2 separate regions of the Homo sapiens genome follow, and region 2 is linked to region 1. Evidence: chromatin contacts called from ENCODE Hi-C data. All regions are on one chromosome and are shown on one strand. Each heading gives the region's core, a stretch centred on a gene start or an enhancer-like site at or near the end of the contact. The rest is flanking DNA. Distances are from core to core; before and after follow the strand shown.

What was found. A loop is a pair of places that touch in the nucleus more often than their neighbours do. Pooled maps may share reads with other maps.
Region 2: a loop to region 1 is called in a map of ascending aorta, with 6 times the contacts of the local background. The contact joins the enhancer-like site here to the promoter of COX5B in region 1. A Hi-C loop is called at or near these places in 1 of 168 maps with a recorded cell type or tissue (ascending aorta) and 4 of 50 pooled maps.

What each region holds. Positions count from the first base shown.
Region 1 is chr2:97,643,733-97,649,307 of GRCh38, forward strand. It overlaps COX5B (cytochrome c oxidase subunit 5B), which reads left to right and starts at 2,330. Exons shown (of 4, transcript NM_001862.3): 1 at 2,330-2,457; 2 at 3,335-3,408; 3 at 3,612-3,711; 4 at 4,264-4,651. The coding sequence starts at 2,355. The coding sequence ends at 4,376. RefSeq lists enhancers at 1,288-2,222, 2,025-2,074, 2,255-2,434.
Region 2 is chr2:98,160,026-98,165,600 of GRCh38, forward strand. It overlaps VWA3B (von Willebrand factor A domain containing 3B), which reads left to right. Exons shown (of 28, transcript NM_144992.5): 8 at 2,826-2,951. Among named protein-coding and RNA genes, the nearest start is that of VWA3B, 76 kb to the left of the region's middle. RefSeq lists an enhancer at 2,955-3,501. Within about 2 kb of position 2,771, at least 13 of the 41 ENCODE cell types and tissues checked have a DNase peak (open chromatin) inside an H3K27ac peak, as active enhancers do.

The DNA of each region.
Region 1 (5,575 bases), core at 1,080-3,579:
CATGTGGCAATGGCTGAAGATATTTTTGGTTATCATGTCAGGGAGGTGCTAATGACATAGGGTTAAATCCTACAATGCACAACCTCCCTCAAAGAATTATCAACCCAAGATGTCAGTTGTGCTGAGCTTGAGAAACTCTGTCATAGGGAAAGGAAAAAAAGGATAAGCACCAAACTGCTAGCTTGTTCCTTATATATCTGTGCTGTTCAACTTATAATGTACATTTATTTTGACAACTGAAAATTATCCTATAAAAATAAGTTTATTGTGCTGGCAAAGACAATGATAGAGCAGAGGTGGCAGACTGTTCCCCAAGCCAACTGTTTCCAAAGGAGACCTGAGGGACTGGGTGTGAGTTGACAGTGGTGGGAGCTGGAAGCAGCAAGGGATGCGGGGACATCTGGGGAGCCTGGACCTGACCTTGGAGCTCACTCACACAATCTAAATAATCCCAGAGTGAGGCTGAGGTTTTCCTGAGTTGGATGAGGGCCTGCGAAAATTTCCTATTATTAGGCAAGCCTACTATGAGAGTGAGAAGCCTAAACTCAATTTCCATTTTATAGCCTGGAGTAAACCACTTCTGGTCAGGCAGCAGGGAATCATAACATATCAGAGCTGAATACCTCACTGGTTTGCTGAGGGGCAAGTTAGTAGGTGTTCCTCAGAAAGGATTTTGTGGTCAATTAAGACAGGGAAACTCTGGCTTAAACTGCAGGTAAATTAAATAAGAGGTCTTTACTGCAAGCCTAATCAGAGCCTTTATTATGCTAGTGTCCATCTCCAAAAGGGTGGTCATCAAATGCAGGCCCTCCCTGTCTTGACCAAGTCCTTTTTCTTGAGATCATGTCTTGAGACTTGGATGCCATGCAATACACTTTGGGAAATACTAACCTAGTTGAACGACAGTTTTACTGATGTAGAAATGGCGGCCCAAAGGATAAAAAGTAGCTGAACTAGCTGGTGGGGCTACTTTCCAGACCAATGCTTTTTTCTCCTGCCTAAGACCTTAACCACAGTTGCAAATTAACTACAGATCCTCAGAATTTTCGCCCAATTCAACTTGGAGGGGTTGCAGTGGAGGTGAGGGAGAAGGGAGTAACAGTGAAGCCATTCAAAGCAAAAACCACCTTTAAAGAAATTTTGGCCTTAGAATACAGGGTTTTTTTTTTTTTTTTTTTAATTGGTGGAGGGGGCACCCAGGAAGACCAGACGTGCTCCTGTGAAGCAACGCTCCACCACGTCCTTTTGAAAATACCGTAGCCTGCATGAGACAGGCGGGAGCACCTAAGCCTTCAACTCTCCCCATGTTGCCTCCAATTGACCTCACTGGGCCAGGAAAAGCCCTATAAACTGGTTTTGTATACTCTATCCAAGTAGTAAATTTACTAAAATTACTGGATCCTACTATATACCAGACCTCTGCAAGGCATTGAAGATTCAATGATGAGCATTAATTCCCACTCTAAGGGGATTTTTCTATCTGGTAGGGAAACTCAGATACCGCATGCAGCTAGCCTGTCACAGGGCTATACTGACTAAAGCTCACCCTAAGAAATTTGCACATCTTAGCCTATGGGCAACGGGAAGCCATGGACGGAATATGTTTTCCGTTTCAAACAAGGAACTCCAGTCACAGCAGGCTCTAACTCCATTTCCTATTATCAACTCCCCTTCCTGCTCCTCCTCCCTTAGTAGCCTCGAAAAAGAGTGGCCACTTCCTTCACATCACCAGGGCCTTGGTCCTGGTAGGGGGTCCCGCCCCCGGCCCTGTCCTCCTCCCCAGGCCGGGACCTCCGCGCCTCCCACACACAGTACAACTCTAACACGAAACTGGGCCAGGACTGCAGGTAGGTCCCGTCCAATGCGACACGCTCGCGACGGCCCACGCACTGCCAGAACCAGCCCTGCCACTAACCAGCCTAGTAAGGAACGCAGTGATCTTTAGGAGCCCACTTCTAAATTCAAATCATTTGGGGTTCAGTAAGTCTCTTCACAGACGGGGACCTAATAGCTTCCATTAGCAGCCTCCACGTTTGCTGAACACGACTACGGGGCCAGACCCACAGGAACTCCAATGTGGTTCAGCCGCTCAACTCCAGGGACCAAAAAGACTTTCCCACCTCCCAGCGTTATTAAAGGCAACCCCGCCCCCAAGCCTCAGCCACTACGCGGTGCAGAAAGAGGCAGAGCTGGGCATGCGCAATTTCCGCCCCCGCCACAGTCTTGGGAGTGGGCGGGCTCGAGGGCTGGGAGGAAGCCGAAAGCTGACCGAGAGGAGAAAGAAGCCCGCCCCCGGAAGTCCCTCCTGTCTCTGCAGCTTGTTCCCGGAAGTTTTGCTGCTAGTCGCGGACGCAATGGCTTCAAGGTTACTTCGCGGAGCTGGAACGCTGGCCGCGCAGGCCCTGAGGGCTCGCGGCCCCAGTGGCGCGGCCGCGATGCGCTCCATGGCATCTGGAGGTACTCGGGTCTCCGGGCGTGCCAGGGACCAGAGTGTTGCCCTCCCAGGGTGGTCCCAGGGCGGCAAAGCGGCGCGGCTCGTGCAGCTTCTCGAGGTCCCAGTGGCCGCTTTACGGTCCCCAGTGCCTCAGGCTCTGCAGGCATCTCCCTGTAATTCTGGACCGCTGCTCCTGCCGCTCCCCGAACTCACTCCGCTGCGAAAGTATCCTAAACGGAGGTGCCGGGTGACCTTGGGAGGGACCGGGGCTGCCACCGGGATGGGGAGGGGTCCGGCCTCCCTTCAAACCTGCGCCCACCTCAAGCAGAGTGGGTTCTACATGCTTTTAGACAAATGTCGACAAATTTGCCTCGGTGGTTGGAGAAAGAAAAGCTCATAGGCCGGGCGCGGTGGCTCACAACTGTAATCCCAGCACTTTGGGAGGCCGAGGCGGACAGATCCCCTGAGGTCAGGAGCTCAAGACCAGCCTGGCCAACATGGTAAAACCCCGTTTCTACTAAAAATACAAAAATTAGCCGGGCGTGGTGGCGCGCGCCTGTAGTCCCAGCTACTCGGGAGGCTGAGGCAGGAGAATCGCTTAAACCCGGGAGGCGGAGGTTCCCGTGAGCCAACATCGCGCCATTGCACTCCAGCCTGGGCAACAAGAGCAAAACTCCGTCTCAAAAAAGAAAAAAAAAGCTCCCCCGAGTGCTGCCGCTTGTGTGGATGGGTACTTGGTGGTTCTTAGGGGACCATGGATATGAGTAGCCTTTAGGAGCTTGTGAGCCCGCTAAAACTTATACAGAAGTTTCGGGGCACCATTTTCCTTGATCATTTCTGTTTGTAGTTTTTCTATCAGTCATTTCAGTCAGCGTCATAATTCACGTTATCTTCCTTTAGGTGGTGTTCCCACTGATGAAGAGCAGGCGACTGGGTTGGAGAGGGAGATCATGCTGGCTGCAAAGAAGGGACTGGTAAGGAGAAACTCCCTTCTGTGTCTTCTGTGTAACTTATGGCCTTGGATGTGTTCATAGTGGTCTCCTCTCTGGGAGTATTTGATACAGGAAACTTGGCTTGTAGGAACAGTCCCCTGAGCTTCTGGAAGGTAGGGCTTATTTGGCCTAATGGTTCAATTCTTGTTTTTTTTGTTTTGTTTTGTTTTTTGTTTTTTCTTCAGGACCCATACAATGTACTGGCCCCAAAGGGAGCTTCAGGCACCAGGGAAGACCCTAATTTAGTCCCCTCCATCTCCAACAAGAGAATAGTAGGCTGCATCTGTAAGTACCTCACCTCTATTTTTTATCCACTTGCTTAATATATCCTACAATAGTGTGTAAGCTGCCTCAAATCTTCAGTGTGTGAGTGCATGTTGGTAAGTTTGTCTAAGGGTCTTGACACTCTCAAGCCTCATTATGCCTGATAGTTCATCCTTACTGGAAAGAAGCGCAGCACAGCGGTAAGACTGGCTCACTGGGAGTGCGGCATGAAGGAGTACCCACCCAGCAAATATTTATTGTTATACTGCTTCTATGCCAGGCATCATTTTAGACACTAGGGATACATACCAGAACGGACCCTGCTTTGCGTTCTACATAGGCAAGGGAATTGTTAGAATTTACAGTGACCTTGATACAAGGTCAGTTTACTCATAGGTGAACTCAGAGCCTCAATTTCTTCATCTGAAGAATGGGAGGAGGGCTTGAACTGATCTCTTAAGATATCAACCATAGTCTTACTTGTGTATCAGAGATGTCTGAGGAAAAGAAATTCATGTTGAAAGTCTCCCTTTCTAGGTTGGATGACCATAAACCACCTTTTTTCCCTTTTAGGTGAAGAGGACAATACCAGCGTCGTCTGGTTTTGGCTGCACAAAGGCGAGGCCCAGCGATGCCCCCGCTGTGGAGCCCATTACAAGCTGGTGCCCCAGCAGCTGGCACACTGAGCACCTGCACTAAATTACTCAAAATGTGCTGTAAAGTTTCTTCTTTCCAGTAAAGACTAGCCATTGCATTGGCTCCTTCTCCCATAGATGGCTGGTCTTATTTCTTACCCGTATTCTTTGGTAGGCATGGAATATGCTTATTTTGGGAAAAGCTGTCTGTTAATGCTAGCTTGCCATCCACTTACTGAAAGTGTATAACCAGTGTATAGTGCTTAGATTAATAATAAGAATAGATCGACAACCCGTAATGCAATGAATGGGACCACCTGGTATGAGAGAAAGGGGCGGGCTGAGGAGTCAGGCTGACAGGACTTAAAATATTGGCTCCATCATTTGGCTCTATCTCTGTGGACATGTTCTCTGGGGGTCAAGTACAACTACAAAAAGGTAAGTACCTTACAAGGTGCTTAATATGTAAAGAGCTGAGTGGATAGTAGGTCCTCACAGTATCCTCATAGAGACAGGGTGGCCTTGTGAAGAGAGTTTTGGGGATTTTGAAGTCTTGAGGGACCCAGGTGCAAAGTAAGAATTCATGGGGATACCAGCAGCAAAATTCAGAATATGGAACAATTTCAGAAATCACTGACCATGTTTCTTCAAATAAATTGCAAGGAGTGGGGGGAAAAGCTAGGGAGAACATGTGGAGAAACAGATAAGGGAGATACCAGTCAGCAGCATGCACACCTTGTTTAGATCTTGATTTGAAAACAATTATAAAGGAAAAAAAATTGAGAAGAATTTGAACTCTGGATATTTGATATGTAGACATTTACCACCCTTTCAGGTATTTATATAGTTTTGTTTTGTTTTTTTTAATGCTTGAGATACGCACAGGAATAAGGGAGGGGAGAAATGCCAAAAAAGCCCACTTTAGCTGCTTCATACCTGTGACACCTTGGGACAAGTTAAAATCTCAAAACCCTCTTACCTACAAAATGGAAATACCTTTTCATTTTGTGTGGAGATTAGCCAGAGGTGGCTTCAGTTACTATCTTCACAAAATTGGTCGAAAGTAGGTATTTCAGTGGGAGCTGATAGAGTCAGAGAAAAGCCCCTTCCCCTCATCTTGCCCATCCTGAAGGTGTAGTCAAAGCTATTGCTTCCATCCTTGTTGTTCATGACCTGTGTCCAGGAAATGTCTAAGCACTGACCTGCCATTTAAGGCCCTTTCCTCTGGGAAGGGGAGCTCTCAGATAACC
Region 2 (5,575 bases), core at 1,521-4,020, 520 kb after region 1:
TACATAAAGATACATACAGCTTCCTGCTGTTTCATCTCCTCCCTGGTGTAGCCTGGAGAATTTCAAATTCACGGAGGTCTGAACAGCGGGGTTTCCTGTGCCCCCATCGTCTTCCATCCCCAATGGGGCTCTGTCCCTCGGCTGTGGCTATCTGAGATCCCAACTAAGTCCTTAAAAGTGACCTTGATAAAACTGGCAGTGCTTCCTTACTGTGTGAGGAATAACTTGAAATAAAACCTGTGCATTGTCATGATGCTTTTACTGTTCTGTAGCTTTCTTTTTCACTGTTTTTTTGTTTTGTTTTGTTTTCTTTTCTTTTGTTTTTAAGCAAAGCAAATCAGATGGACTTGTGTTGCTCTCTGATCACCGACATAGCAGTCTGTAGCTGCTTCATCACGATCACTAGACTGGGGTAGTGATAATCCTAGATACTGCCTGCACAGGGAGCACGTCCCGGTCACTGCTGTCCCAGAGACACATTTCCCTGTCCCTGGATGACCAAGAGCCGACTGGGTTTCCTCGGAACTTTCTCCTTTGACCCTGCCCTGTGGTGTACTCCCTCTTAAGATATTATTGACAAGTCTAGAGGAAAGCCTTGACTCATTTGAAACTTTTAAGAGACTCCTGCTACTTAACACCTCCAGGCTGAAGCAAGCAGCTGGCAGTCTGTCTTGATTTTACAGCGTTCAGAGGGCCTGTGGGCTTAAGGTTCGCATTTGGCAGCAGCCTGTGTTATTTTTGGATTTTCAACATGGAGCTCAGGACACATCAGATTTCACTTCCTAGGCTGTTGATGGCCACAGAGCCATGGTAGCCGTCCGTCTCTGTCAGGGCTTGTCACTTGCCCCTTTAGGAACATAGCTATTAATACTCTCTCACTTGATTTGTCCCACTTCAAGAGGCTAGAACTTTGATGTCCCTTTTTTCTGCCCTACCCTTCTTGACTATATTTTAAAATTCAGAAACATCAACTCTGGTCTGCCCTAGTCTGCCTTGTTGGCTTAGGATCAGTCCTTTGGCCCCGGGTGGATGAGTCTCCTGGGGTGCCCCGTAGACTGGAGGGTGGTCTCTCATCATCTGTGATTGTGGGATATTGGGCATCAGTTAATTATCATGCAGACTTGGGAAGTGGGAGGAAGGGGCTTTTCGGTGTATTTGGTGACAGAACATGTCTCAGCCAAGGGGCAGGGACTGCCAGTTGCCACCCAGATACACTCCCTTGCTCCTTAGGCTGTAGCCCCAATTTTACTTAGGGTTGCAGTATACCCAGCCTAAAAGCATTTCTCAATTTCCCTTGCTGCCAGATGGGGCTGCGTGATGCCATTCTGGCAGTGGCTAAGTAATGAAGCTGTGGGGTGGGCCTTCTGGGCAGGGTGCCTCGAAGGAACTGACTCCATCAGGGGGTGTGCTTCTGTGTCCTCCCAGTGGCCCTGCTGCTCAGGACGTGCTGCTTGGCACTAAGGACACCATGTTGAATCATAAGGTGGCTGAAGACAGAAGGATGTGCTGAGATGACCGAGGAGCAGGATAGAAAGAGTGTGGATCTGTTTTCAAGATTTTAAAAATTAACCTTTTTATTTTGAGATAATTATAGATTCACAGGCAGTGGTAATAAGTGATACAGGGAGATGCCCATCTATTATTTATCTATTTATCTATTTATTTATTTATTTCAAGATGGAGTCTCATTCTGTCTCCTGGGCTGGAGTCTCACTCTGTCTCCTGAGCTGGAGTGCAGTGGTGTGATCTCAGCTCACTGCAGCCTCCGCCTCCCCAGTTCAAGTGATTCTCCTGTCTCAGCCTCCTGAGTAGCTGGGATTACAGGCACGGGCCACCACGCTCAGCTAATTTTTGTATTTTTAGTAGAGACGGGGTTTCACCATGTTGGCCAGCCTGGTCTCGAACTCCTGACCTCCATTGATCTGCCCGCCTCGGCCTCCCAAAGTTTTACAGGATTACAGGCGTATGCCACCGTGCCCAGCCTGCCCATCTATTCTTTACCCACTTTCCCCCATAGTAACATAGTACCACAGCATGGCTGGGACCTTGACTTTGATACAGTTAAGGTAGCAGGACAGGACCTCTCACCGTGCACCTCTGCATGGCACACCACAGAGTGCACATCCATTTCCCCCCGGCCCACCCGCCCCAACATCTAGAAACTGCTGATCTGTTAGAGCCTGGATCTCGATGAAGGCAGAGCCTGTATCCCAGCCCTAAACCACTCTCCTTGGCATGAACTTCGATTGATTGAAAGACATAAATATCTAAATTAATGGTGCCATGTCATTTTAAAAAAGTGTTATAGAGTCAAACCTATCCCTTAACTGAGACAGTAGAGGTCCAGAAAAGGAGACCAGGCAATCACTATTACATTGGGGGAAATATTATACCTGTGGTTTCAAAGAAGCAGGACACCTTGGCTACATGGCGAAAGGATTAGGGGTTGTTGCTTTCACAACATTCCATTGCATTTCCCCTCCTCGCAGCGGTGACCCTGGCTTGTGTGAGGTGCTTTTGAATGTTTTTATTCCTATCTTATTTGGGTATTATCAATAATTCATTTTAAATATTCTGGCTGCTACAAACATTTACTTTAGAAGGATTTATTGTATCCTAAAGTCTGCATTTATGATTTCTTGAGATGATATCACTTCCTTGGGGATTTCAGTTCTGATTCTCAGAAAGAGATTAGTGGGGGAAGCGGAATTTGATGTTCAGAAATGTTCCAGAAACTTGGCTGCAATGCGTCAGGCCTGCTAGGCGGGCTGCCACATTCCTGGGCCTGTCTCAGCCGGCCGCTCATGCTGTGTCTCCCCTTTTAGGAGCTGGAGTCAGAGAGGACGTGTTTCTCGTTTGGCAAGAGATGGAGGAAGCCTGCAGCACGCTGGCCCAGATCCAGAGGCTGGTGGCCGAGCCTCCCAAGCCCGACGTGGCCACTGTGGACTGCGGTTGGTGCTATTTCTGGTCACTGGTGTAAAAGATTCATAAATGTTACTAGCTGGGGACCAGGGGCTGCTTCCATGTTCCTGACCAGAGAAGCTCCAGAGCCCAGCTGCGAGGGGCTGCTGAGGAGAGCAGCCAGAGCTGTGTGGGGTGAGGGGTGGGGAGGGGGCTGAACACACATGCATGGACATGTGTGTGTGTGTGTGCCCACGTGCTCACATGTGTGCATATGTGGAGATTGTCAGTACCCAGAGCTGGACAGTAAAGTGGTAAAAACAGATGCTTGGGCCGGGCGCGGTGGCTCACACCTGTTACCCCAGCACTTTGGGAGGCCGAGGCGGGTGGATCACGAGGTCAGGAGATCGAGACCATCCTGGCCAACATGGTGAAACCCCGTCTCTACTGAAAATACAAAAATTAGCTGGGTGTGGTGGCCCGTGCCTGTAATCCCAGCTACTCAGGAGGCTGAGGCAGGAGAATGGCTTGAACCCGGGAGGCAGAGATCACAGTGAGCCGAGATCGTGCCACTGCACTCCAGCCTAGCAATGGAGAGAGACTCTGTCTCAAAAACAACAACAACAACAACAATAACAATAACAAAACAGATTCTTGACAAACTCTTGTATACTAAGGAAAACCAGACCTCTGTATAAAACTGGGCTCAATTCTGAGTACAACATGGACAAGTGGGGATTCATAGCCAAGGTCAGGGGGACGCCAGTGGATGGAAAATTATTAAGAGGAGATGTTAAGGGCAGGGGGGCTTCTCGCTAAACCAACTTGACAGGATTCTTTCAGGAGAGAGGCCAGTGTGATCAGATGTCGCCTGGGGGACGGTGGGAACGAGGATGTGGATCAGATAGCAAAGCGATCAGATACTGAGGGTGGGGCATTCTGGCTACACTGACTTAGGCTTTTTGCTAAAATCAGGCGATGCAGAGATGAGCATAGAAGTGCAAAGGTTGAGGCCTCGCTGAGAAGAGCATTCAGAGGAGCCTGGCTGAAGGCTGGGCAAGGGGAGACTGTCGAGTTGCCGGTGCTCTTCCAGGGAGGAGGAGCAGGAGAGCTCAGTGATCGGCTCGGCCAGCCTTGACCCTTGCCTGCAGACAAAATCCCATCCACGCTGTCTGTGTCTGTGCAGGCAACCATCTGACTTGCTCTCAGATGCCTACAGGAAGGCCTAAATCAGTTTTCTTTGAGCAGGGTCCAGGACCTTGCGGCAGAAGGGGACACAGGCTGGGGAAAAAGTGTGGAATGTTTACTTGGAAGGAGTAGTGTGAATGGGGGTTTGAGTTATTAATATTAAAAAGAAATTATTAAAATCCAGTTGCATTTCTGATATTCACCTAACACTCTTCTATCTAATTTGGAATAGCCACTTGAAACTTTGGAGTTTGGAAGACTGATTTGCATTCCCTAAATGGTAGTAACAGCAATATGACCACTGAATGGGCACATACTATGTGTCAGGTGCTGCCCTGAGGGGTAGGCCTATATTTAGCTCATTTAAGCCTCATAACTCTATGAGGGAGTTTCTTATTATCTCCAACTGACAGGTGAGGAAACTGAATTACAGAGCGATTAAGTCATTGGCCATGGTCACATAGCTAGCAAACGTAGTCTGATTTTGAACCCAAAATGCAGAACAGCAACTTTCCTGCCTAAACTTTTACAAAAAAATATTAGCAGTGAGGCTGTACTCATCTTGATGTTGGTTTCCATGATTTAATTAGCACCTACCCTATTCTGAGTAAATGAAAGCACTTCTTGGTGTTTGATGGGTTCCAGCCCCACAACTGCACCATACAAACAACCTCACTGCATTTTTACTAGTGAAAGACATTGAGACTACACAAAATATTTTCTCCCTTTTTTTCTTATAAACCAAAGCATTTTTCATAACAATGGACATGAGTTTGGGGGTGAGAAAGACCTGGTTATAAATCCCAGCTCCATCACTAGACCCACCTGAGTTTGTCTCTTTTAGCCTTATTCTTCTGCACAACGACTATCATAATCTTGATGCTGAGGAACCACTGTACAGACAAAATACAATGATGCATGCTCCACACCAAGCAGGGACTTGATGTCAGCGCATTCTTTGCCCTTTCACAATTAGGGGAGTTGGTACACGGATTCTCCTGCATGGCCTTTCCTCTGTAAGGTGCTGGTTTCCTTTGGGGCACACCTGGTGGACGCACATACCTTACACATCAGGCACTGTTTAAGGCTCCTTATGAGCGTTAGCTCATTTCATATTTGCTACAATCTTAAGAGACAGGTGCTACTGCTAGTATTATCTCCGTTTTGGCTTCAGTAACTTGCCCAAGGCTACACAGCTAATGAGATGATGAAGCCTAGATTCAAAACCTAGTCCACCAGTAAAAATACTGATATCTGCTTCCCACCCACCGGACATGTAATCAGGATGTCTGATTAAATCATCCTGATTTAATCCCTATGGGATGACATTGGGACTTTTGAAAGCTCCCCGGGTGATCCTAGTGTGCAGCTAATTTTGGAACCACTGCCAGGCTGCAGTGCCTCCTGGGTTACAGAGGTGCAGAGGGCAGAGGGCAGGGAGGTCAGGCCGGCTGGGAAAGGGATGCAGTTAGAGGAGAAATGGGGA